Linked DNA regions of Homo sapiens: regions 2 and 3 are each linked to region 1. A link is an interaction called in ENCODE POLR2A ChIA-PET data of the cell type or tissue named here. Cell type or tissue: HepG2. All regions are shown on one strand.

What was found. ChIA-PET counts read pairs that join two places held together with the same protein. Peaks named below come from ENCODE experiments on the same cell type or tissue, not always from the same donor. Only the 100,000 strongest peaks of a DNase experiment are listed, where the experiment ranks them.
Region 2: POLR2A ChIA-PET joins it to region 1 with 14 read pairs; 2 of 35 experiments call an interaction of 5 or more read pairs at or near these places.
Region 3: POLR2A ChIA-PET joins it to region 1 with 12 read pairs; 7 of 35 experiments call an interaction of 5 or more read pairs at or near these places.

The regions. Positions count from the first base shown.
Region 1 is chr14:103,876,873-103,884,872 of GRCh38, reverse strand. It overlaps LOC105370689 (a long non-coding RNA gene), which reads right to left. Exons shown (of 3, transcript NR_188198.1): 2 at 7,278-7,478; 3 at 4,495-5,469. Among named protein-coding and RNA genes, the nearest start is that of PPP1R13B-DT, 33 kb to the right of the region's middle. RefSeq lists enhancers at 2,721-3,402, 4,086-4,768, 4,627-4,921. In HepG2, no CTCF peak of the experiment used is centred here; DNase peaks (open chromatin) are centred at 3,322 and 4,672; H3K4me3 peaks cover 2,712 bases.
Region 2 is chr14:104,661,398-104,669,397 of GRCh38, reverse strand. It overlaps LINC02280 (long intergenic non-protein coding RNA 2280), which reads left to right and starts at 3,840. Exons shown (of 2, transcript NR_135293.1): 1 at 3,840-4,665; 2 at 5,289-8,000. RefSeq lists enhancers at 3,148-3,910, 6,373-6,872 and a silencer at 7,398-7,457. In HepG2, a CTCF peak has its summit at 3,497 (motif pointing left); DNase peaks (open chromatin) are centred at 3,147 and 3,677; H3K4me3 peaks cover 1,080 bases.
Region 3 is chr14:103,820,902-103,828,901 of GRCh38, reverse strand. All of the region lies in intron 1 of PPP1R13B (protein phosphatase 1 regulatory subunit 13B), which reads left to right. Among named protein-coding and RNA genes, the nearest start is that of PPP1R13B, 23 kb to the left of the region's middle. In HepG2, no CTCF peak of the experiment used is centred here; no DNase peak of the experiment used is centred here.

The sequences.
Region 1 (8,000 bases):
ACTCTTTCCTCCCTAAACCTCACTTCCCTCTTCTGTAAAGAAACCCAGCTAGGCATGGTGGCTCACGCCTGCAATCCCAGTACTTTAGGAGGCTGAGTAGTAATCCCAGTACTTTTGAGGCAGGAGGATCGCTTGAGCCCAGGAGTTTGAGACCAGCCTGGGAAACATAACGAGTCCCTGTCTCTACAAAAATACAAAAATTAGCCAGGTGTGGTGGTGTGCACCTGTGGTCCCAGCTACTCAAGAGGCTGAGGTGGGAGAATCACTTGAGCCTGGTAGGTCGAGGCTGCAGTGAGCCAAGATGGTGCCACTGCCCTCCAGCCTGGGCAACACACCAAGACCCTGTCTCAAAAACAAACAAACAAGAAAAGAAAAAAAGAAAAAACTTCAAGGACCAAGCTCATGCATCGCTGGAGCAGTGCGGGGAGAAGGAGAGTGAGGAGAATCTTGAGACGAGATAGATTCTCAAACGGACATTTACAGAGCCCTCATTACTAGGCACTTGCCAAGTCCTTTGGGGGCATCTTGAGACTCTTTTTTAATTTTAATTTTATTTTGTTTTATTTTTGAGATGGAGTCTCGCTCTGTCACCCAGGCTGGAATGCAGTAGCATGATCTCAGCTCACTGCAAACTCCACCTCCCGGTTTCAAGCTATTCTCCTGTCTCAACCTAAGGAGTAGCTGGGATTACAGACATGCACCGCCATGCCTGGCTAATTTTTGTATTTTAGTAGAGACAGGGTTTCACCATGTTGGCCAAGCTGGTCTCGAACTCCTGACCTCAGGTGATCCACCTGCCTCAGCCTCTGGAGTAGCTGGCGTACACCAATACGCCTGGCTAATTTTTGCATTTTTGGTAGATACGGGGTTTCACTGTTAGCCAGGCTAGTCACAAACTCCTGACCTCAAGTGATCTGCCCGCCTCAGCCTCCCAAAGTGCTGGGAGAATCGTTTTCTAATTTAATTAATTTTTTTTTTTCAGAGATGTTCCTCAGGACTCAAACTCCTGGGCTCAGGTGATCCTCCTGACTCAGCCCCAGAGTAGCTGGGACTACAGGCATACACCATCACCCTTGGCTTGGGAATCTTGAGGGGAAATGAACTAGCCCAGGCCTTCTGGGAGCCAGAGGAGGTCATGACAGACAGCAGGAGGCCGGGAGGCTCCCAGTCATGACAGACAGCAGGAGGCCGGGAGGCTCCCGGTCATGACAGACAGCAGGAGGCCGGGAGGCTCCCGGTCATGACAGACAGCAGGAGGCCGGGAGGCTCCCGGTCATGACAGACAGCAGGAGGCCGGGAGGCTCCCGGTCATGACAGACAGCAGGAGGCCAGGAGACTCCCAGGAGGAAAGTCTGGCACGCTGTCCCTCCCAGACCACAGCGGCTCTCCAGGCCCTGTAGTGGGACAGCCTCTCACCATCCCCCTGGCCTTGGAGTTTCTGTACATCCTGTGCCCTGCAGGCCAGGGTGCTCTTGCCCACGTGTCAGCCCAGGCCACCCAGTGCAGACCCAGGAAATCTTCCAGACCTGTGGGAGCCCCTCATCCCCACCCTGTGTGCACTATGCACCTGGGGCACACCCAGGGCACCTTCCCAAGTGCTGACTATGTCCGGGCACCTGGGCTGCGCCATCTCACCCTCACAGCCACCCTTGAGGCAGGTGCCCTGATTCTTATCCCTGTCCACAGCTGAGAGAAGCCAAGCTCAGGGAACTGGGTCGCAGAGCAGCGGCAGGGGCTGCATCAGGTCTGTCTGTGTCGCCTCGACAAGCGCAATGTCCCGTCAGGGCAGCTTCTGAAGCGGGCCTGCCCTGCCTGCCGGTCTCTGAGACAAGCTCCCTGGGACCGGGCTGGAGCCGGTTGGTCTTTGTGGTGTCCAGGGACTACCTTGCGTGCAGGGCAAGGTTAACCAGGTCCCTGCCAAGACTGCGGCTCACATGTGGCATCCCTACCCAGCCCACTGCCCTGCAGGAGTGGCTCCACTTGGCACTGAACTGGAGTAGGCTGTACAGTTCTGTCCCAGGCCAGGAGGGGAGGGCCTGAGGCCAGGTGCAATTCCCCAGGGCTGGTCCTCACAGGTCCTCCCATGGTGTTAGCAGGGCCCCAAGGCCCCCACCCAGGCCCGAGGCCTCCTTGCTGTTCCATCCGGCCCCAGGGTGCAAGCGCTGCCATTTGGCACTTACATAAAGCATTCAGCAGGCACTCAGCCTGGGCAGGGCCGGGGAGTGGGAGGCAGCTCCTAACATCTGGAGAACATCACCTCCCTGTCCTACATGCTGGAGATAATACAGCTTGTTTGTCTGGGGAGATGCACCTTCCTGGCTGTGCCCAGAGCCGACGGGGCTTTTATGCAATCGAGTGTTTTCAGTGATGACCCTGGAGAGCCACCCCACTTTGGGGGTGAAGGAGGGCCCACACTCGAATATTTTCTATATTGTAAGTTATTTAATCCCTCTGGAGTGGATCTCTCCCAGTGATGTGAAATAAACCAGCTTTCTCTCTTGAGAGTTGTCCAAACCCTATGTACAGAGTAGTCTACCTTTTCCCCCACGGATCTGCAGAGCCAGCTCTTTGTGGGTCAAGTTCTTTAAGAGTTTAGGTTTGATCCTAAAAGTAGCAGAGACCAGTAAACCACTCTAATCCAGGGGGCTGTAGCCTGAGCAGAGAACCATGGCAGGGCAAGCTGGGCGGTGGCTGCTCTCAGCCGGGGTGCGGGGGGGGTATGAGGAGGCAGCAGGGAGGCAAAGGAGGGGCAGGCTTGGAAATAACCTGGGGGGTCTGTTCCCAGTGAGGTCCTGGCTGTCTCCCCTGGGAGCGCTTCTGCAGGCAGGGTCTGCTCTTGGGCAGCCGGGTCTGGCTTCCCTGGCAGGGCCAGGAACGGGGCCCGGAGCCCTGCACGAGACGGATCTGACTGGGTGTCCTGCCTGAGAGCGCCTTCATTTCCCGGATTCCAGGAAGGCTCCCAGAGGGGCAGCGGGCAAGCCCTCAATAGGGGTGTGCGCATCCTGCAGCTCTCGCCAGCCCTTCCGGTGGCCAACAAGAGGCCGGGTGGAGTTTCTGGGAGTGTGTCTGGCCATCCGGAGTCAGGGGCTGGCAGGCAGGAAGGCCCCAAGTTCAGCTAGGCCCCGAGCCTCCCAGAACAGCAGGGAACCGAGGTCCAAGAACCAGCCCGCAGTCACAGAGCAGAGCCACCAAGGGAGAGCCCAGGGCTGCTGGGGGAAAACGGGTGGTGGCAGCCAGTGCCTGGCTGCTGGCCCTGGCCCTCTGTGTGGCCTGGACCCTTCGGCCCCTCCCTGTCTGAAAGCTGCTGGCTGACCGGCTCCACGTTCCAGGTGTCCAAGGCCATGCACAGCCACGTGCTGACCGTGAAGTTGTCCCTGAGCCCAAGCATGCCGACCAGTTGGCCTGGGCACTGCCACGGCAGTGGAGGGCAGCACAGACACAGGCTGCAGGCGACAGGCCTGCCCAAGGGGGAGTTGGCAGCGCACCAGAGGCGAAGGCAGATTCTGAGTTTGCAGCCTCAGCTTCCTGGGGCAGGGGGCAGAGCTAGGGAGGCAGAAATGTGGGAGGGCAGGAAGATGGGGAGAGGCCAGAGGGTTCTGGTTGCCTCTGTAGAAAGGCTGGTGGGGTCCCCTTGCAACACTGGCCCTTGGGCACTCAGCATTCAGGCGGGGCCATGGAGGCAGGCTGCACCAAGACGGAGGTGACCAGCTGTAGGGTGGACTTGGGGATGAGCTAATGAGGCACAGAGAGGGAGGGCTGTGCCCAGGGAAGAATGACTGGGGACCCTAAGAATGAAGCCCAGGGAGGAGGGGGCGTCCCATGCGGGAGACATGGAGTCCCATCACCACACCTGCCAGTGGGCCTCTCTAAATCGCCCCTACCCTTCCAGCCAGCTGCCCCCGAAATGCTGGAGCAGCAGAAACAGCGCAGCTGCTGGCTCTTGCTGGGAGGCCCTGCTCCCGACAGAGCTGTCCTCAGGAGAGGGCAGGGGAATGGGGTTGGAGGGAGCATCCAGCCAGCTGTCTCAGAGGTTGGGGGAAGGAGAGAGAGGAGGCTTGCGCTGTGGATACCCACTGGTGACTTCCAGCAAACAGCTCAGGATGAAAAGGGCTGACTGGAGCACTAGCTCCTCCCATGACGAAGGGAGGTGGGCATTGCTGCTGGGCGACCCCTGGCCCGGGCTAGGAGGGTGGGGGAGCCATTCATCCCAACAGCTTCTCATTCGGTGACCCTGAAACAGGGGGCAAAGCAGGCGTCAGCGTTTCCCGAGCATTTCCTCTGGTGGATCTGCAGCACGTGGGCACGCTTCCAGGGCACTCTGCCAGTCCCCAAAACCACACACGGGGTTGCCACAGAGGGGACTGAAAACATACTGAGCAGCTTCAGTGCTGGACCACAATTGTAAGCACATTTTCTAGCGGCGATTTCACGGTCCTCAAAAGGTGAGTCCCTTGGGTCCCTCCCAAGGAGCCCCAGAGGCCGAGAGGCCAGTGCTGGTTAATGGACCTCACTTTATTCCAGCTTTATTAGCTAATGGCAGCTAAAAGTGATTTTACACAAAATAATGTGTCGGAGATCATTGTTCCCGGGCACAGGTCCCAAATTCCAGCCCACGACCGAAGGCCAAACGTGCCCGTTAATGATTAAACCTCTGGAGTCAGTGCTCAGGGACACAGGCAGGGAGCAGCCCGGAGAGCTGCCGGTCAAGGTGCCCGGCCGGGTGGGGGTGGGGCAGCAGCCAGGCCCCGCCCAACAGGAACCAGTTCCTGCCCAAAGCAGGAGGGGAAAGGCTTTTCCACCAAGGGAAAGCTAAATATTGTCTAAATCCGGCACCCAGGACGACACACAGGCTTCCCATTGTCTGCCACACAGCAGGTCTCGGCCACGGCCCAGGTTGCACCCGTGTGAGGTCAGGGAGGGTGGAGCATCCCGGGGAGGGGGCCTGCCCCCACCGTCTTCCTCTGCACCGAGGCACATTCTTGGGAAAGGTCTTATGTTGCCAAAAGGGCTTAACCACATGACACAAGTGAGCGTAGGTGGGCACCAGTGAGGAAAAGCCATCCTTGGCAGCAGAAGCCGGTGCAGGGGCGACGCTTCAGACCACAGGAAGCGAGCTCTCCACGGTGGCCGAGGGCTTTTCCACTCGGCGAGCCTGGGCACCAGTCCCAGCTCTGCTACCTTTTCGCTGTCGTAGGTTATCTCAGTTTCCTCCTCTGTAAAATGGGAACGTGGTACCTGACCTCAAGGTCACCAAGAGGTCTACCGAGTGGCCCCTGTGAAACACGTAGTGCCGGAGCCCTGGTACCTGCAAGCTCTCAATACCCGGCGATCACGTTCATTACGATTAGGATCACCAGATTCTGTTCCTTTGCGAGATCCTTTCCAACTGCACTTTCATGTCAGTGTTCGTTTGCAGGTTGATGTTGGACCGTATTTACATTCAGTGTTTGGGGCTGACCGGGAAGAAATCTGAAAGTGGAAGAGAAGGGAAGGCACCGGTAACCTCGTCTTCCCAAGAGGAGGTCAGAGGTGAGTGTGAAAGTAAACATATTCTTTTTTTTTTTGAGACGGAGTCTCACTCTGTTGCCCAGGCTGGAGTACAATGTCACCATCTCAGCTCACTGCAAGCTCTGCCTCCCGGTTTCAAGCAATTCTCCTGTCTCAGCCTCCCGAGTAGCTGGGATTACAGGCCCCCACCACCACGCCTGGCTAATTTTCGCATTTTTAGTAAAGATGGGATTTTAGCACGTTAGCCAGGCTGGTCTCGAACTCCTGACCTCTGGTGATCCGCCTGCCTCGGCCTCCCAAAGTGCTGGGATTATAGGCGTGAGCGACTGCACTTGGCCTAAAAGCTCATTATTGAAAGCCACTCAGTTACAGAGCGAGACGACCTCAGAAAGCAGAGAAAATGCGCCCGCTTTAAGTTTTTTTTATATGGGGGTCTTATCTGTATAAAGACTAAACTAAGCTGTGCCCACGTGCGCGGGTGGGCTGATAGCATGACAGAATTTATTATTCGGTTGATTTAAAGAAAACTATCCTTGACATTTTAGTATGCAGGTACAAACAGCATAAGTAGAATTATCTTGAAAGCATATATTATTGTGTCTATCAGAACATCTGGACTTTTCATCGTTGTGGGAGTGTGTCCTTGCAGGTATTTTTAAGCTGTTTTCTCATTTGTAAATATCTCAGTACTATGTGACTGGCAAGGAATGTCCTTTACTAGTTTTAAGATGAAGTTTGTTTTAAGATGTTGTGACCCTGGCTCTCCTAGGCTCTTGTTTCCCTAATAGCAGAAAGAATATTATTTAAAGTTACCAAGGGCCGGGAGCAGTGGCTCATGCCTGTAATCCCAGCAATCTGGGAGGCTGAGGCAGTCAGATCACTTAAGCTCAGGAATTCAAGACCAGCCTGAGCAACACGGTGAAACCCCGCTCTGCAAAAATACAAAAAGTAGCTGGCAGCGTGGTGTACGCCTGTAGTCCCAGTCACACAGGAGGACTAGGTGGGAGGATCGATTGGGCCCCGGAGTTCGAGGCTGCAGTGAGCTGTGTCCACACCACTGCACTCCATCCTGGGTGACAGAGCAAGACCCTGTCTTTAAAAATTAAATTAAAACATATGCCGGGCGCAGTGGTTCAAGCCTGTAATCCCAGCACTTTGGGAGGCTGAGGTGGGCGATCACCTGAGGTCGGGAGTTCCAGACCAGCCTGGCCAACGTGGTGAAACCCCATCTTTACTAAAAATACAAAAATTAGCTGGGTGTAGTGGTGCGCGCCTGTAGGCCTAGCTACTTGGGAGGCTGAGGCAGGAGAGTCACTTGAACCCGGGAGGCAGAGGTTGCAGTTAGCTGAGATCACGCCACCGCACTCCAGCATAGGCAACAGAGAGAAACTGTCTCAAAAAAAAAAAAAAAAAAAAAGTCTGGGCATGGTGGCTCACACCTGTAATCCCAGCACTTTGGGAGGCTGAGGTGGGCAGATCACCTGAGGTCAGGAGTTCGAGACCAGCCCAACCAACATAGTGAAACTCCGTCTCTACTAAAAATAGAAAATTAGCTGGGCGTAGTGGTGGGCACCTGTAATCCCAGCTACTCGGGAGGCTGAGGCAAGAAAATCACTTGAACCCAGAAGGCAGAGGTTGCAGTGAGCCGAGACTGTGCCGCTGCACTCCAGCCTGGGCAATAAGAGCGAAATTGCATCTCGAAAATAAATAATAAATAAATAAATAAATAAAGTTACCAAAAAAGCAGTAGAAGAAATAAAAATAATTACATTAACAATAAAGTTTGTAGGGTAATGTGATGTAGCTGAATTCCCATCTTTCACATGGAGGAGTCAGTAGTGTCTAAAATTTGGTAAGTCGGAGAAAAGAGACGCTGTGCATGGCGCAGAGCTGTCCAGGTCATTGTCAGCAGAACTACACACAGCAGGAGTCAAAGGAAGCAGCTCTTGGGGAGACCCTGGGAAGAAAAACTGGGGTGGGGAGGTTGGGGGCACAGTGTTACTTCCCATCATAAACATCTCTGTGTCGGCCGGGTGCGGTGGCTCACGTCTGTAATCCCAGCACTTTGGGAGGCCTAGGCGGGTGGATCACGAGGTCAGGAAATCCTGGCTAACACGGTGAAACCCCATCTCTACTAAAAATACAAAAATTAGCCAGGCATGGTGGTGGGCGCCTATAGTCCCAGCTACTCAGGAGGCTGAGGCAGGAGAATGGCGTGACCCGGGAGGCGGAGCTTGCAGTGAGCCAAGATCGCGCCACTGCACTCCAGCCTGGGTGACAGCGAGACTCCGTCTCAAAAAAAAAAAAAAAAATCTCTGTGTCATTTATGACTATGACTGTTTTGCTTTCATTCAAAGGACACTTTGTTGGCCAGCTACGTTGGCTTGCGCCTATAACTCCAGAATTTTGGGAGGCCAAGGCAGGAGGGTGGCTTGAGCCCAGGAGTTTGAGATCAGCCTGGGCAACACAGTGAGACCCTATCTCTATTACAA
Region 2 (8,000 bases), 780 kb before region 1:
TTGGTGTTTATATTTTGTCTGGCAATTATAGTTTTTTTTTTTTTTTTTTTGAGATGGAGTCTTGCTCTCTCGCCCAGGCTGGAGTGCAGTGGCGCTATCTTGGCTCACTGTAAGCTCTGCCTCCCAGGTTCATGCCATTCTCCTGCCTCAGCCTCCTGAGTAGTTTGGACTACGGGCACCCGCCACCACGCCCGGCTAATTTTTTTTTTTTTTGTATTTTTAGTAGAGACAGGGTTTTGCCATGTTAGCCAGGATGGTCTCGATCTCCTGACCTCGTGATCCGCCCGCCTCGGCCTCCGAAAGTGCTGGGATTACAGGTGTGAGCCACTGTGCCCGGCCTGGCAATTATAGTTGTTATTTGCACATTAGTTGTTCTAATTGGAGCCACCTGGCTTGTATTGGGAGCAAAAACCTCAGGCAGTTAGGATGGACAGAGGGGCAGGTCCCTCAACCCAGTGAGGGATGGGCCCGGGTGGACTGGTGTGTAGTTTGATGGGGTTCAGGCTTCCTCTGGTTTGCCCTGGTTTGGGGGATTGGTCTCTCCAGATTTCAGCTGAGAGCCTGGCGGGTCTTGATCTCCCCACTTTGAAAGGCTGTGGGAAGTGCAGTCCAGCCTCACAGAGCTGCTCAACTTGCTCCTGAGCCTCCTCCTGCAGCAGCATTGAGATCCTACAGGTGTCTTGGGGTGGGGCTGAGGGCCCCGCTGCCTGGTTGTGGCCCTGGACACTCCGATTTTGCCACTTTCCTCCCTGTGACAGTGAGAATCTTTGCTGGTTTCTTCTTCCCCGGCTGTAGCTCTCTGCCTGGGCCAAGCCCAATCCTTAGCCCAGTGTCCCAAATAGGCAAATGTCCCCAGGTAAAAAGATGGCTGTGGGTCACCTGCTTATCTGACAGTTCTCCATTCTCTGGAATTTTAGTTCGTTAAGTCCTCGCAGCCTCTGCAGCTCTCTGATGCCTTCGCAGTAAGGTTTTCACAATGTGTCTGGCCTCCTCAGTTATTGTGAGTAGTTGTGGTGACCTTCCCTGTGGGATCCACCTTGCCTACGTGAAAGTAAAAGTCCAGGTATTATTATTATTATTATTTTTGCTCTGTCGCCCAGGCTGGAGTGCAGTGGCACAATCCTGGCTCACTGCAACCTCCGCCTCCCAGGTTCAAGTGATTCTCCTGTCTCAGCCTCCCGAGTAACCGGGACTACAGGCACGTGCCACCAAGCCCAGCTATTTTTTTTTTTTTTTGTATTTTAGTAGAGATGGGGTTTCGCCATGTTGGCCAGGCTGGTCTCGAACTCCTGACCTCAAGCGCTCCACCTGCCTCGGCCTCCCAAAGTGCTGGGATTACAGGCCTGAGTCACGGCACCCGGCCGGAAGTCCAGGGATTAGTTTTACACTGTCAAGGTGTATTGCATTCTGGTCTGCATCCAGTAGGTTAGTCTTATTTCCAAGGCAGAATGGTTCTCGTGTTCCCCCGCAGGCTCAGTGTCTGCCAGGCTCTTTGGAGTTATAAAGATCAAGGAAGAGACTGGACTGGAAAGCCTATTGGAACCCCTGCTTTCCATAAGGCATTAAAAATACCCTTTAAGGCTGGGCACAGTGGCTCAAGCCTGTAATCCCAGCACTGTGGGAGGCCGAGGCAGGTGGATCACCTGAGGTTGGGAGTTCGAGACCAGCCTCACCAACATGGTGAAACCCTGTCTCTACTAAAAATACAAAAATTTGCCAGGTGTGGTAGCAGGCGCCTGTCATCCTAACTACTTGGGAGGCTGAGATAGGAGAATCGCTTGAACCCCGGAAGCGGAGGTTGCAGTAAGCTGAGATCATACCACTGCACTCCAGCCTGGGTGACAGAGCGAGACTCCATCTCAGAAAAAAACAAAAACAAAAAAGAACCCTTTAAAATGCAGGTGAGTGTCTTTTGCCCCAGCAACACCAATCCTGGGTCTTTACCTCAAGATAGCACCTTAAAGGTGCTCAAAGACCAAGCTATCAGGATATTTGTGGCCCTACTGTTTAGAATTCTGAAAGAATAACCCCAGAAGTGGTTAATTTCCAACAATACATGGATTTGTTGAACACAAATTGGCTTATGCACACAGCATAATGTGCAGTCATTTAAAATATTGTGTCAGAGTTAGTGGAAACACGGTCAGGTTTTGTCACTGACAGATGTAAGTGGCATTCACGGCGGCCTGCGTTGTGTGGTTGGCATTGCGTGTGTGTCACACGCGTGGAGGCGTCTGGACAGGTGGAAAGTACCTGCAATCACAGCAACTGGCCTCGGGCAGCGGCCGTTGGTTGTTCAGAATTCTTTCGGCTTGCCTGTATTTTCTGGTGTCTTAAAACAATGACTATGTATTTTTTTGTGGCCATGTATTTTTGAGATACAGTTTTTTTTTTTTTTTTTTTTTTTTGAGACAGAGTCTTGCTCTGTCGCCCAGGCTGGAATGCAGTGGTACAATCTTGACTCACTGCAACCTCCACCTCCCGGGTTCAAGCGATTCTCCTGCCTCAACCTCCTGAGTAGCTGGGACTACAGGTGCCTGCCACCACACCCGGCTAATTTTTGTATTTTTAGTAGAGACGGGTTTCACCATTTTGGCCAGGCTGGTCTCGAACTCCTGACCTCAAATGATCCACCCACCTTGGCCTCCCAAAGTGCTGGGATTACAGGCATGAGTCACCGCGCCTGGCCTGAGATACAGTTTACCCAGAGTAAAATGCATAGAACTAAAGTGTATGAGTTTTGACAAATAAAGAGGTCCGTGGAGCCCTCACCCAGAACAAGACTGGGGGCACTGCACCACCTCAGAGGGTCCTGGCCTTCTGTAGTCTACAGTGTATTGTGGGTAACACAAGTTAATCAGAAACGTAAATTCTCAGCTGGCAGAGAGAAGCTGTGTATAAGCCTGGGCTCTCCGATTAGATCGTTCTCACCAGGGTGCTCTGCAGCCAGGGGGTGCCGGGGAAGATGCCCTGCAGGTGCCCTCTGCCCGGCCCTGGGGGAGGAGGGAGGCCCTGCTGCAGGGGAGCTGGGAGCCACTGTGGCCGCCATGGAGGCTGCCACTCTCCCAGCTCCAGTGTCACCTCGGCGGGTGGGGGCTGGTTGTGGGGACAAAAGGCCTTTGTACTCGGGACAGCCTCAGCCCTACTGTAGGGATGGGAGGAGAGAACGGCCACATTCCGAGGTTGGGGGAGGTCACTGGACACAAGGCCTTTCTTTCTGAGCTGCTAGTGCATGTCGGCCTGGCTGGGGACCCCGCTGGGGCCTCTGTGGCCGCTGAGGGCAATTCCAACCAGCTTCATGGGCAGTGGCTGGTGGGGCTGGGGGTGACTCCTGCTCTGGGGCTAGAGAGAGGGGCTCAGTCTCGGGAAGAGGGGTAGGGGCGGTGTGTGCGACTCAGCCACCCTCTGATGCTGAGGCCTGCCACCAGCCCGGTGCCAGCCCTCGGGGACGGTGCCACGCCAGGGCCTGCGGAGTGGTGGTGGAGCTCCCTGGTGGTGGAGGGTTGCCCACATCCTTCTCCTCTTCCTTTCCCTGGTCTACACCTCCCCAAGGTGTGAAAAAGCCCAGGCCCTCTCTACAGCCTGCAGGCAGCGCCATGCCCGGGGAGGGTGCAGTTTGAGGAGGGGAGGGGCCGCCTCGGGATGTTTCCATTCAGAACTGGGACCTGTGGGCCACCAGAGAACCTAAAAGCAAACATGTCTGGCCAGCGACGGGATTAACTCTCAGACTGCAAAATCAAAACACTTCCTGTTAGTGTGAGCTCACTCAGTTATTTAGGCGAAAGCACACTGCCTTCCTGAGCTGGGAGAGTTTGTCTCTCCCCGCCCTGGGGTCCCTCCTGGATCTTCCTGCCTTGACAGCCCCACAGAAAATGCTAAGAGCCCAGGAAGGTTGTGAAGGGTGTGTGTGTGTTTGTGTGTGTGTCTGTGTGCTGTGTGTGTCTGTGTGTGTTTGTGTGTGTCTGTGTGTTTGTGTGTGTGTATGTGTGTGTCTGTGTTTGTGTGTGTTGTCTGTGTCTGTGTGTCTGTGTGTCTGTGTGTCTGTGTGTCTGTGTGTGTGTCTTGTGTCTGTGTGTTTGTGTGTGTGTCTGTGTGTTTGTGTGTCTGTGTGTTTGTGTGTGTGTTTGCATCTGTGTGTTTGTGTGTCTGTGTGTGTGTGTGTTTGTGTTTGTGTGTCTGTGTGTGTTTGTGTGTCTGTGTGTGTTTGCATCTGTGTGTGTGTGTGGGTTTGTGTGTGTCTGTGTGTTTCTGTGTGTCTGTGTGTGTGTGTCTGTGTGTGTGTGTTTGCATCTGTGTGTTTGTGTGTGTGTGGGTTTGTGTGTGTCTGTGTGTTTGTGTGTGTCTGTGTGTGTGTCTGTGTTTGTGTGTGTTTCTGTGTGTCTGTGTGTTTGTGTCGGTGTGTGTCTCTGTGTGTGTTTGTGTGTGTATGTGTATTGGGAGGACAGTGGTCCCAGCTCCTCAGGGGCATCAGGCTCTGTAGCAGGGCCCACCGTCTCGGCAGGAGGGTGCAATGGCCTCACCCACACTGTCCAGGCAGTTCTCTTGGGACCCCTTTTAGCCAGCACAGGTGCCTTCTCCCTCGGCAGGAGGGTGCGATGGTCTCACCCACACGGTCCAGGCGGGTCTCTTGGGTCTCCTTTTCCAGCACAGGTGCCTTCTCCCTAGGTAAGACATTATCCATCATGGTGGTGTTTCAGATGGCAGCGCAGGGAGTGGAGATTTTGGGGCCGCAGTCTTCCCCAGCCCAAGGTGCCCCAGGGCCTGCCCTGGGATGCGGGTTCCTGCCAGAAGTGCCTTTTGCTGCGTGGAATCATGGGGAATGTGGGGTCCTCCCCAGTCAACCTGGGGAGCCCTAGCAGGGAGGTGAAGATGGGTTTAGGGGATCATAAAAAGCAAAAACCAAACCAGATCCCAGTAGAAATCTCCGGGGGAGTTGGGGTCATCTCGAACCAAGGGGAGGGAGGAGAGGGGCTGCAGGTGGGGTGGGGGGTAGTGAGAGGGGAAGAGGGTGAAGCTCTGCTCACAGGAGTCGCCCGTTGCCCAGGCTTTGTGTGCTGGGCACACAGATGCCAGCAGGTGGAAGCTGAGCATGGAGGAGGTTCTCATCAGCTCACCCGCCCTCCTCCAAGCCCCAGGCTGGCCTGGGCTACGTAGGGAGCCCTTGGGGTCAAAAGCACATCCAACCCCTATAACCTTCCCCAAGGGCGTGGACACCTGTAGGAAGGGAGGGAGATCAATTACCTTGGTTCAGATCACAGGTTTTTTTTTTTTTTTTTTCTAAAAATCAGGAAACGGCAAAGATGTAATGACCACACTCAGGTGTAAACTCTGTAGCCGGGTTTCTAAACTAGAACCTACTGATCGTGGGATAAAAATCAGGAAACGGTGAAGATGTAATAACCACACTCAGGTGTAAACTCTGCAGCCGGATTTCTAAACTAGAAGCTACTGATCATGGGATAAAAATCAGGAAACGGTGAAGATGTAATCACCACACTCAGGTGTAAACTCTGCAGCCGGGTTCTAAACTAGAACCTACTGATCATGGGATTCAGGTGTCCCTGAACTTGGATGGAAAAACGTTGCATCTTTACTTTCACCAGCCTCTAGGCTAAAGTGAGTGTTCCTCAATAGTGAATGTGGCCAAAGGACCTAGCGGTCTCCACAGAACCTGGGACTCCACCGTCAGCAAAGTCCTGTGTATTTTCCCATCGTGTTTCAGTTGCTTCGGCGTCTTGAAGCCTCATTTTTGTTCCTGCTTCAACACTGTTGGTCATGAGAGCTGCTGCTAGATCTGGATCAGTAGGTTTTTTTTAATCTGTTGCCCAGGCTGTAGTGCAGTGGTGCAATCTCGGTTCACTGCAACCTCCGCCTCCCAGGTTCAAGTGATTCTCCTGCCTCAGCCTCCCAAGTAGCTGGGAGTACAGGTGCACGCCACCACACCCAGCTGATTTTTGTATTTTTAGTAGAGATGGTGGCGGGGGGGGAGGGGTCTCACCATGTTGGCCAGCCTGGTCTTGAACCCCTGACCTCAGGTGATCCACCCGCCTCGGCCTCCCAAAGTGCTGAGATTACAGGCGTGAGCCACCATGCCTGGCCTGAATCAGTAGATTAACAAGAAATCCAATAACAATTACTTTATTATTTTGGTAACCGTATTTCAATATAGTGGGTGTATGAGTTGGTTCTCACACTGCTATAAAGATACTACAAGAGACTGGGTAATTTATAATCAAAGGAGGTTTTATTTATTTACTGAGACAGAGTCTTGTTTTGTCCCCCAGGCTGGAGTGCAGTGGTGCAATCTCAGCTCACTGCAACCTCCGCCTCCTGGTTTCAAGTGAGTCTCCTGCCTCAGCCTCCCAAGTAACTGGGATTACAGGTGCGTGCCACCATGCCCGGCTAATTTTTGTATTTTTAGTAGGACGGGGTTTCACCACGTTGGCCAGGCTGGTCTCGAACTCCTGACCTCAAGTGATCCACCCACCTCAGCCTCCCAAAGTGCTGGTATCACAGGTGTGAGCCACCTCGCCCAGCCCACAAAGGAGGTTTAATTGACTCACAGTTCTGCATGGCTGGGGAGGCCTCAGGAAACTTACAATCATGGTGGAAGGGAAGCAGGTGCCTTCTCACAAGGCGGCACGAGAAAGAAGTTCAAGCAGGGGAAATGCCAGCTGAAGCCTGGGCGCAGGTGACCACGCAGGCCGAGAGGTCCCACGCCCGCGAAGACCCAGGGAAGCTGGTGGTGCAGTGCGGTCTGAGTCCGAAGCCCTGAGAGCCGGAGGGCTAATGGCGTTAATCTCAGTGTCAGGGCCAGAGAAGGTGAGGTGAGTGTCCCAGCTCAAGCAGCGTGGCAGGAAGAGGGGGGCAAATTCACCTTTCTCTGCCTTCCGCGCTATTCGGGTCCTCAGCGGATTGGGTGACACCACCCACCCTGGGGAGGGCGGCCTGCTTTACAGAGCCCACTGATTCAAATGCTAATCTCATCCAGAACACCCTCGGACATCCCCAGAAATAACGTTCAACCCGGCACCCCACGGCCAGGGGAGCTGACACATAAAGTTAACCGTCACTCCGCCCGCATGGAGAGGGAGCCCACAGGAAGGAGCTGGTGCTGCTGTCTCGACCCTGACCCTGGGCCGTGTGGGTCGTTCTGGCCCTTGCCCCTGCTTGTCTGTAGCTCCCACCCCACAGTGAGGAACCTGCCCCACCACCCACCATCCATGGACCTAATCGCTAAGCTGCAGTGTGCAGGGGGAGCAGTGTAGGGACTGCTCACCTGTACCCCGCGGCAGAAGCGTGTGTCTGCCAGGGTACAGGGCTCATGTGCGGGTCCATTTGCTTTTGGCTTCACAGACTTCGTCGTTTGTGAGGGTACCCAGGTCAGCCCCATCCCCCAGCCCCTCCCTACGTCTGTAATACAGCTGCTCCCTGGGTCTGTGATACAGCCAGAGGCTCTCGCCACACACGGCCCGCCTTCCGTCCTAGACCCCCAGCCTCTTGACTGAGCTTTAAAATTTGCATACATTAAGGCTCACTCTTGCTGTGAAGTTCTGTGGGTTTTGACAGATGCACAGTGTCGTGTCTCTGCCATTACAATGTCGTTCACGTTAGTTTCACAGCCCTAAAAACCCCCCTGTGCTCCACCGATCCAACCATTTCCTCTTTCCCGAACTCCTGGCAACAACTGTTTCCATAAATGTATTTTTCTGGTGGGTTTTTGGTGAACAATTTTATCAAATTAGAAATATTTCATTTGTTTCAATTTCTAATTTGCCCAGAAATTTTTAAAAAGTCACCGATGGCATCACTTGAGACATTGGGACACTTTTTGCCCTGTCATCTATTCAGATGGTATTTGCACGGATCAGATTCTGATATTAAACCTTCCTTGAATTCCTGGGAGAAACCCTTAGATCTATCAGGGTCCCAGCAGGAAAGAGACCCACATTTAGAGCAGGTTACTTGCAGCAGTGTTTAACAAAGGGGCTCTTTATAAA
Region 3 (8,000 bases), 56 kb after region 1:
CTTATAGAATGAAGACGCATGGCTGGAAACAACCAAATCTTCGTATGGTTCTTTGAATGTCAAGTTTTTGGCACAGAAGAAAGCAGCTCCTAATGGGGGATTCTTCAGTCCTGCTTTCATCTGCCGTTGATTAGCAGTCCGGCCCTGCTGTTTCCAGTCTGTCCTGTCTTCTTGGGACATAATCTGCCCACCCTCTCATTCCATCTGTGGCTTACTCCTTTCTGTCTTAACCTTCCGTGGCGTCCTTTGGGAAGTCTTTCCTGTTGGAGCAGGCAGCCCTTCTGTGGGATCTCGTGGCATTCTGCAGTTCTGTACCATAGTTTTCTGCTGTCCTTTCTCTGTGTCTGCTCCAAGTTTAGTGAGGGCAGAAGTTAGCTCAGAGCCTGGCCCAGGGCCAAGCTGGGCTGAGTAAAATTTTCCTAAATGAATGAATGAGTGATCCTGTAAATGTAACCAATTTATGTTACATAAAAGGTAACACTGCCTTACACTATGGGTTTTGGCTTCTTGCACTTTTTTTTTTTTTTTTTTGGAGACAGAGTTTCGCTCTTGTTGCCCAGGCTGGAGAGCAGTGGTGTGATCTCGGCTCACTGCAGTCTCTGCCTCCCAGGTTCAAGTGATTCTCCTGCCTCTGCCTCTCAAGTAGCTCGGATTACAGGTGCCCGCCACCATGTCTGGCTAATTTTTTTGTATTTTTAGTAGAGTTGGGGTTTCACCATTTTGGCCAGGCTGGTCTCGAACTCCTGACCTTGGGTGATCCACCCACCTCGGCCTCCTACAGTGCTGGGATTACAGGCATGAACCACTGCACCCGGCCGTGCTTTTTATACTGCCATGTCTTGCCATAAAACAAAAACATTAGAGCCCAATTTTAGTCTCTTTGTGTGGTTGGTTATTTGCCTCTGGAATTGAACAAACTCTTAAAAATCACTCTTAATAGAGAATACCTTATGGTCCAATTGGTTTCTTGTCCTTTTTGAGAGTTGCTGGTAGTTAGATACTAAGGCTTCTGTGGGATAACTAGGAGAGGAAAATGCTGTTTTTATAATAGCAATAGTAGCTGCTTATACTTTTGGTAATAAAGTCACAGTAGCTAAGTTCCATGATTAAATGTAATGGAAAAATGAACCTCAGTGTTTTGTTAGCTTTTTTTGTTAGGTGACAACCAATTGTTATCGAAGTCTCTTAAGCTGAAGCTTTATGGTTAATGATATAGTATATCATATCTATATTTATATATCTATAGTATTATATATACTTTATAATACTATATATCTATAGTATTATATATACCATATATCATACACCAGATATCACACTATAGATCTATAGTGTGATATATACTATATCATACTATAACTTTCTAGCAGTTTGTGATGTATTGGCTAATATTCAGAGGAGAAGTCTGGTGCTAGGAATTACTGAAACCAAAATTTTACACTACCATGAGATAAGAAATGGGTTTCTCAATGTTTTTGGAGGCTGTACTACACATCTAGATTTTTGCAAAATCTCATTGCTTTCACATTCCACTCTCCACCCCAAAAAGTATCTAGTACAGTCTTTTTTTTGGAGTCTCGCTCTGTCGCTTGGGTTGGAGTGCAGTGGCGCGATCTCTGCTCACTGCAAGCTCCACCTGCCGGGTTCACACCATTCTCCTGCCTCAGCCTCCTGAGTAGCTGGGACTACAGGTGCGTGCCACCACACCTGCCACCACACCTGGCTAATTTTTTGTATTTTTAATAGAGATGGGGTTTCACCGTGTTAACCAGGATGGTCTCGATCTCCTGACCTCATGATCCACCCGCCTCGGCCTCCCAAAGTGCTGGGATTACTGGCGTGTGCCACCGTGCCCAGCCTTAATCTACTTTTTTTTGCCTTTTTTTTTTTGAGATGGAGTTTCGCTCTGTCACCCAGGCTGGAGTGCAGTGGCATGATCTCCGCTCACTGCAAGCTCTGCCTCCCGGGTTCATGCCATTCTCTTGCCTCAGCCTCCCCAGTAGCTGGGACTACAGGCGCCTGCCACCACGCCCAGCTAATTTTTTTTTTGTATTTTTAGTAGAGACAGGGTTTCACCTTGTTAGCCAGGATGGTCTCTATCTCCTGACCTTGTGATCTGCCCGCCTTGGCCTCCCAAAGTGCTGGGATTACAGGCATGAGCCACTGCACCTGGCTTTTTTTTTTTTTTTTTGGTAGAGACAGGGTCTAGCTGTGTTGCCCAGGCTGGTCTCAACCTCCTGTCTTCCCCACTGTGCATGGCCTATACCTACCATAATCTAAACTTAACTGCTTTGTACTTTTGTTTTGAAATTTTCAATGTATTTCTTGTGATTTGAAGCTTTATTAGTTTGTCATAAAACCATAATTTATGAACTCTCTTACTATAAAGCGAGGAGAAATCCAGACTAATAACTGCTAAGATCCTTTGTAATGCTGACTTCTCATGGTAATACCTGAGTAGACCTCTTTATGTGAAAGCCCTGTTAGGGAAGCTCCTGGTGAAGCAGGTGGGTTTCAAGTTTGAATTGTGTATGCATCCTGAGATCCAGAAAGGTCAAGTGGCCTGGGCTGAGCGGGAAGTAGTTATATCCTGGGTGTTAAATCTATAAAGGCTTACTTTGAAGATATTGCGAGTTTGGTTCCAGACTACTTTAATAAAGCAAATAATCGCAATAAAGTGAGTCACACAAATTTTTTGGTTTCTCAGTGCATATAGGTTATGTTTGGCCGAGTGTGGTGGCTCGCAGCTGTAATCCCAACACTTTGGGAGGCCAAGGCAGGTGGATCACCTGAGGTCAGGAGTTTGAGACAAGCCTGACCAACATGGTGAAACCTGTCTCTACTAAAAATACAAAAATTAAAAATAATAGTAAAAATAAAAATACAAAAATTAACCAGGCCTGGTGGTGGGCACCTGTAATTTCAGCTACTCTGGAGGCTGAGGCATGAGAATCACTTGAACCCGGGAGGTGGAGGTTGTAGTGAGCCAAGATTGCGCCACTGTACTCCAGCCTTGGCGATAGAGCGAGACTCTCTCTCAAAAAAAAAAAAAAAAGAAAAGAAAAAATCACTGTCTACAGTGTTGTTTAGTGTAGTCACCTTCGTCAGTGATTGTAGCTGGATCTTCTGGATAACTTGCTGCAGCTTTTCTGTCATTACTTGTTGTTTCACCTTGCACTTTTATGATACAGAGATGACTTCTTTCCTTGAAGCTCATGAACCAACCTCTGCTAGCTTCCAACTTTCTTTTGCAGCTTCCTCACCTTTCTCAGCCTTCATAGAATTGAAGAGAGGCCCTTGCTCTGGATTAGGCTTTGGCATAAGGGAATGTTATAGCTCATTTTATTGATCCAGACTACTAAAACTTTCTCCATATCAATACTAAGGCTGTTTCAGGCTTTTATCATTTGTGTGTTCACTGGGTAGCACTTTTAATTTATTTTAGGAAGTTTTCCTTTGCATTCACAACTTGGCAAGAGACATAGCTTTCAGCCTATCTCAGCTTTTGACATTCCTTCCTCTTAAGGTTAATCATTTCTAGCTTTTGATTTAAAGTGACAGACATGGTCACTTTCCTTTCACTTGAGCACTTAGAGGCCACTGTAGGGTTATTAATTGGCCTGATTTCAATAATGTGTCTCAGGGAATAGGGAGGCTCGAGAAAGGGAGAGAAATGGGGGAATGGCCAGTTGGTGGAGCAGTCAGAACACACACAACACTTACCAGTTAAGTTTGCTGTTCTACGTGGGTGCTATTTGTGGTGCCCCAAAGCAATTACAATAGTAACGTTAAAGACCACTGATCACAGATCACCATAGGAAATATAATAATAATGAAAAAGTTTGAAATATTGAGAGAATTGTGACACATGGGTGAGCACATGCTGTTGGAAAATGGCACCAGTAGACGTGCTTGACACAGGGTTGCCACAGCCCGTCAATTTGTTAAAAAAAATGCAATATCTGCAGAACTCAATAAAGCAAAGCACAATAAAACAAGATATGCCTGTACTTTCAACAAATATATTTGTGCTCTGACTAAATGCCAGGGCATTGTGAAAGATGTGATGGCCCAGTAGGGAAGATAAATGTAGTACAAAGAAAGTGACATACAACAAATATTTATTACCCTTTTATTATATACCCACATGATCATAGGCACTGTGGACTTAAAGACACTCATTTGCTGTCTCCTTTTTTTTTTTTTTGAGGCGGAGTCTCGCTCTGTCGCCCATGCTGGAGTGCAGTGGCGTGATCTCAGCTCACTGCAACCTCTACCTCCCAGTTCAACCGATTCTCGTGCCTCAGCCTCCAGAGTAGCTGGGACTACAGGTGTGCGCCACCACGTCCAGCTAATTTTTGTACTTTTTTAGTAGAGATGGGATTTCACCATATTGGCCAGGCTAGTCTCGAACTCCTGACCTCGTGATCCGCCCACCTCAGCCTCCCAAAGTGCTGGGATTACAGGTGTGAGCCACAGCACCCTGCCTAATAATGCCTGTCTCTAAATAAATTATGATGTGATCATATAGAGAAATAGCCTTAAAAAAGAGAATGAGGGCTGGATGCTGTGGCTCACACCTGTAATCCCAGCACTTTGGGAGGCCGAGGCGGGCAGATCACAAGGTCAGGAGATTGAGACCATCCTGGCTAACACGGTGAAATCCCGTCTCTACTAAAAATACAGAAATTAGCTGGGCGTGGTTGCACGCACCTGTAGTCCCAGCTACTCGGGAGGCTGAGGCAGGAGAATTGCTTGAACCTGGGAGGTGGAGGTCGCAATGAGCCGAGATCGCGCCACTGCACTCCAGTCTGGCGACAGAGCAAGACTGCATCTCAAAAAAAAAAAAAAAAAAAAAAAAAGGATGAGGTAGAATGTTTTTCAGCTGACAAAACATATTGTTAGCTGGAAAACTAACATTCTACTTCATGTGGCCTCATTGTGAAAAAGGAAGGAAAGTGTTTTGTGGTGTAGAAAGGGTTTGAAAGGATATGTATGTACCTGCTGTTTAAAGTGTGGGTCATTAGGGGGCTATTTTTTATTTCCTCTATTGGTTGACTTTTTTTTTTAAAGTGTATGTATATTAATTTGTAAAAATAAGAAAGATACTTTAAAAAACAGGATTTCTGGCAGGCTTGAAAGTTGTTATACATGGAAAGTGATCAGCACAAAGTCCAGCATATAGTAAATGTCAATAAGTGGGTGCTATTACTGTTATTGTTGGAGGTGGCAGTCAAGGAGGAGGAAGACTGCTAGACTGAATAATTTTGATGGTTGAAATTTGGTTCTGGGGTTTAGAATTTCCAAGGTCATTTGATTCCCCAGGTATAAGATCTTGGTGACAAGGTAGGGTCCAGAGCCCATGAGTTTTGGCTGGCCTTGTGTGAAGGAAGCAAAATGTAGACCAAAGCTAGGTCCAGTGTGCAAGTCGTATGTGAACACTGTTCTCCCTTCTCCATCCCTCCCCTTCTCCTTTGAGAATAACACTGTCCAGCTCACCTTGATGGAGGGAGAGCAGTGGCCTGCCAAATTGTCCCTGTTGTTTTTTTTTTTTCTTTTTTTTGAGACAGAGTCTCACTGTGTCACCCAGGCTGAAGTGCAGTGGCGCGATCTCAGCTCACTGCAACCTCCGCCTCCTGGGTTCAAGCGATTCTCCTGCCTCAGCCTCCCAAGTAGCTGGGACCTACAGGCACCCGCCACCACGCCCAGCTAATTTTTTGTATTTTTAGTAGAGACAGGGTTTCACCGTGTTACCCAGGATGGTCTCGATCTCCTGACCTCATGATCTGCCTGCCTCAGCCTCCCAAAGTGCTGGGATTACAGCTGTGAGCCACTGTGCCCGGCCAAATTGTCCCTGTTCTAAGAGACTTAGGGATCCTTATGGGCAATGTGATATAGTAGGCTTTTGGGGTCATCCCTGGGTTTAGATTCTGATCCCCAGCAAGGTGTCAAGCATCTCTTGAGTCTGCTTCTCCATCTGTAACGTGGGGATGATATGACCTACCTCATTCATTTGCATGTCATAAATGGTTCTTTTCCTTGTTCCTGTTCAATGCAGGAAGGATTAGGAAATACTTTTTTTTTTTCTCGAGATGGAGTCTTGCTCTGTCTCTCAGACTGGAGTGCAATGGTGCAATCTCAGCTCACTGCAACCTCTGCCTCCCAGGTTCAAGTGATTCTTTTGCCTCAGCCTCCCCAGTAGCTGGGATTACAGGCGTGCGCCACCACACCTGGTTAATTTTTTGTATTTTTAGTAGAAATGGGGTTTCACCATGTTGGCCAGGCTGGTCTTGAACTCCTGACCTTGTGATCCACCTGCCTTGGACTCCCAAAGTGCTGGGATTACAGGCGTGAGCCACCGGTGAAATAGGTAGTTAGGGTGAATTTTTATGAACAAAGAAATGTATTCTGTGGGGTTTTGGTGTTTTCTCTTTAGACTTGATTTTATAAAAGTTTGTGGTTTTGGCTGGGTGCAGTGGCTCACGCTTCTTCTAATCCCAGCACTTTGGGAGGCCAAGAAGGGCAGATCACCTGAGTTCAGGAGTTGGACACCAGCCTGGTCAACACGGCGAAACCCCGTGTCTACTAAAAATACAAAAATTAGCCTAGCGTGGTGGTGGGTGCCTGTAGTCCCAGCTACTTGGGAGGCTGAGGTAGGAGAATTGCTTGAATCCAGGAGGCGGAGGTTGCAGTGAGCTGAGACTGTGCCACTGCACCCCAGCCTGGGCGACAAGAGCAAAACTCCGTCTCCAAAAAAAAAAAAGTGGCTTTTTGATCCTCATCTCTTGGGATTGTCTTGTGGATGAAACAATGTAGTTTTTCATAGGCATGATTTGTATTGGGTTTCCATATATCCAGATGTGCATGGGAAGGTCTTGGTTTTACCTGTTGTCCTAGCACTCTGTCCTGTTAGCTTATTTTTTTCACTCAAAAGCAGCATATTTAGTTCTTAATTTTATGATAGCTCAATTATATCTCAACTAAATGCCTTGGACTTATTTATTTTTAACAAATATTGTCACTTAGCTTACATTTTCCAGGGTCTTGTTGGTATTTATGGAGCCCTCTTATGTTTTCAAATCATATTATAGATCTATTTTGTGGTCAGCTCCTCTTTATTTATTTATTTATTTTATTTATTTATTTTTTTGAGGTGGAATTTTGCTCTTGTTGCCCAGGCTGGAGTGCAATGGCGCAATCTCAGCTTACCGCAACCTCTGCCTCCCGGGTTCAAGCAATTCTCCTGCCTTAGCCTCCCGAGTATCTGGGATTACAGGCAGGCATCACCACGCCCGGCTAATTTTGTATTTTTAGTAGAGATGGGGTTACTCCATGTTGGTTAGGCTGGTCTCGAACTCCCAACCTCAGGTGATCCGCCCACCTCAGCCTCCCAAAGTGCTGGGATTATAGGCGTGAGCCACTGTGCCCAGTGCTCCTCTGTATTTATAATTCACACTTGATATGTTCCTGTGTCAATTTTGGGTCTCTTTTGTGACTTAATTTCAGTTCATTTCTATGATTTTAAAAGTTGCGGGGAGGCTTCCCGACTTTTTCAGTGCCCATTATTATCAGGTACTGAAATTAAAAAGAGGAAGAGGAAATTAGATTTGAGAGAATATGGTATGTCGTGCTGTTGCTAGACATTTTACAGACCTCCTTTAATATTCAGTGAACAAGGTAACTGAATACTGACAAGGATGTGTCATGCAGGGATGAGAATCAGCCTGGATTTTAGTCTTCATTTTGTTACCAAGATGATTTATTAACCTTGACAAATTATTTCCTTTTCTGGGCTTCTACTTCCTCATCTACAAAATGGGGAAAGAGTGTTGGATAGATTAGGTTCTAATCTGGCTCTAAGATTTTATGACTGATCTTTTTGATAGCTTGAAATCTCAACATAACCCTTTTAATTGAATGCTTTCAAAAGGACTAAGTAGCAATCACTTTCTTGCTTACTAACTCAAATTACAAGAAAAACAAAAAGTTATCCCTTTTTT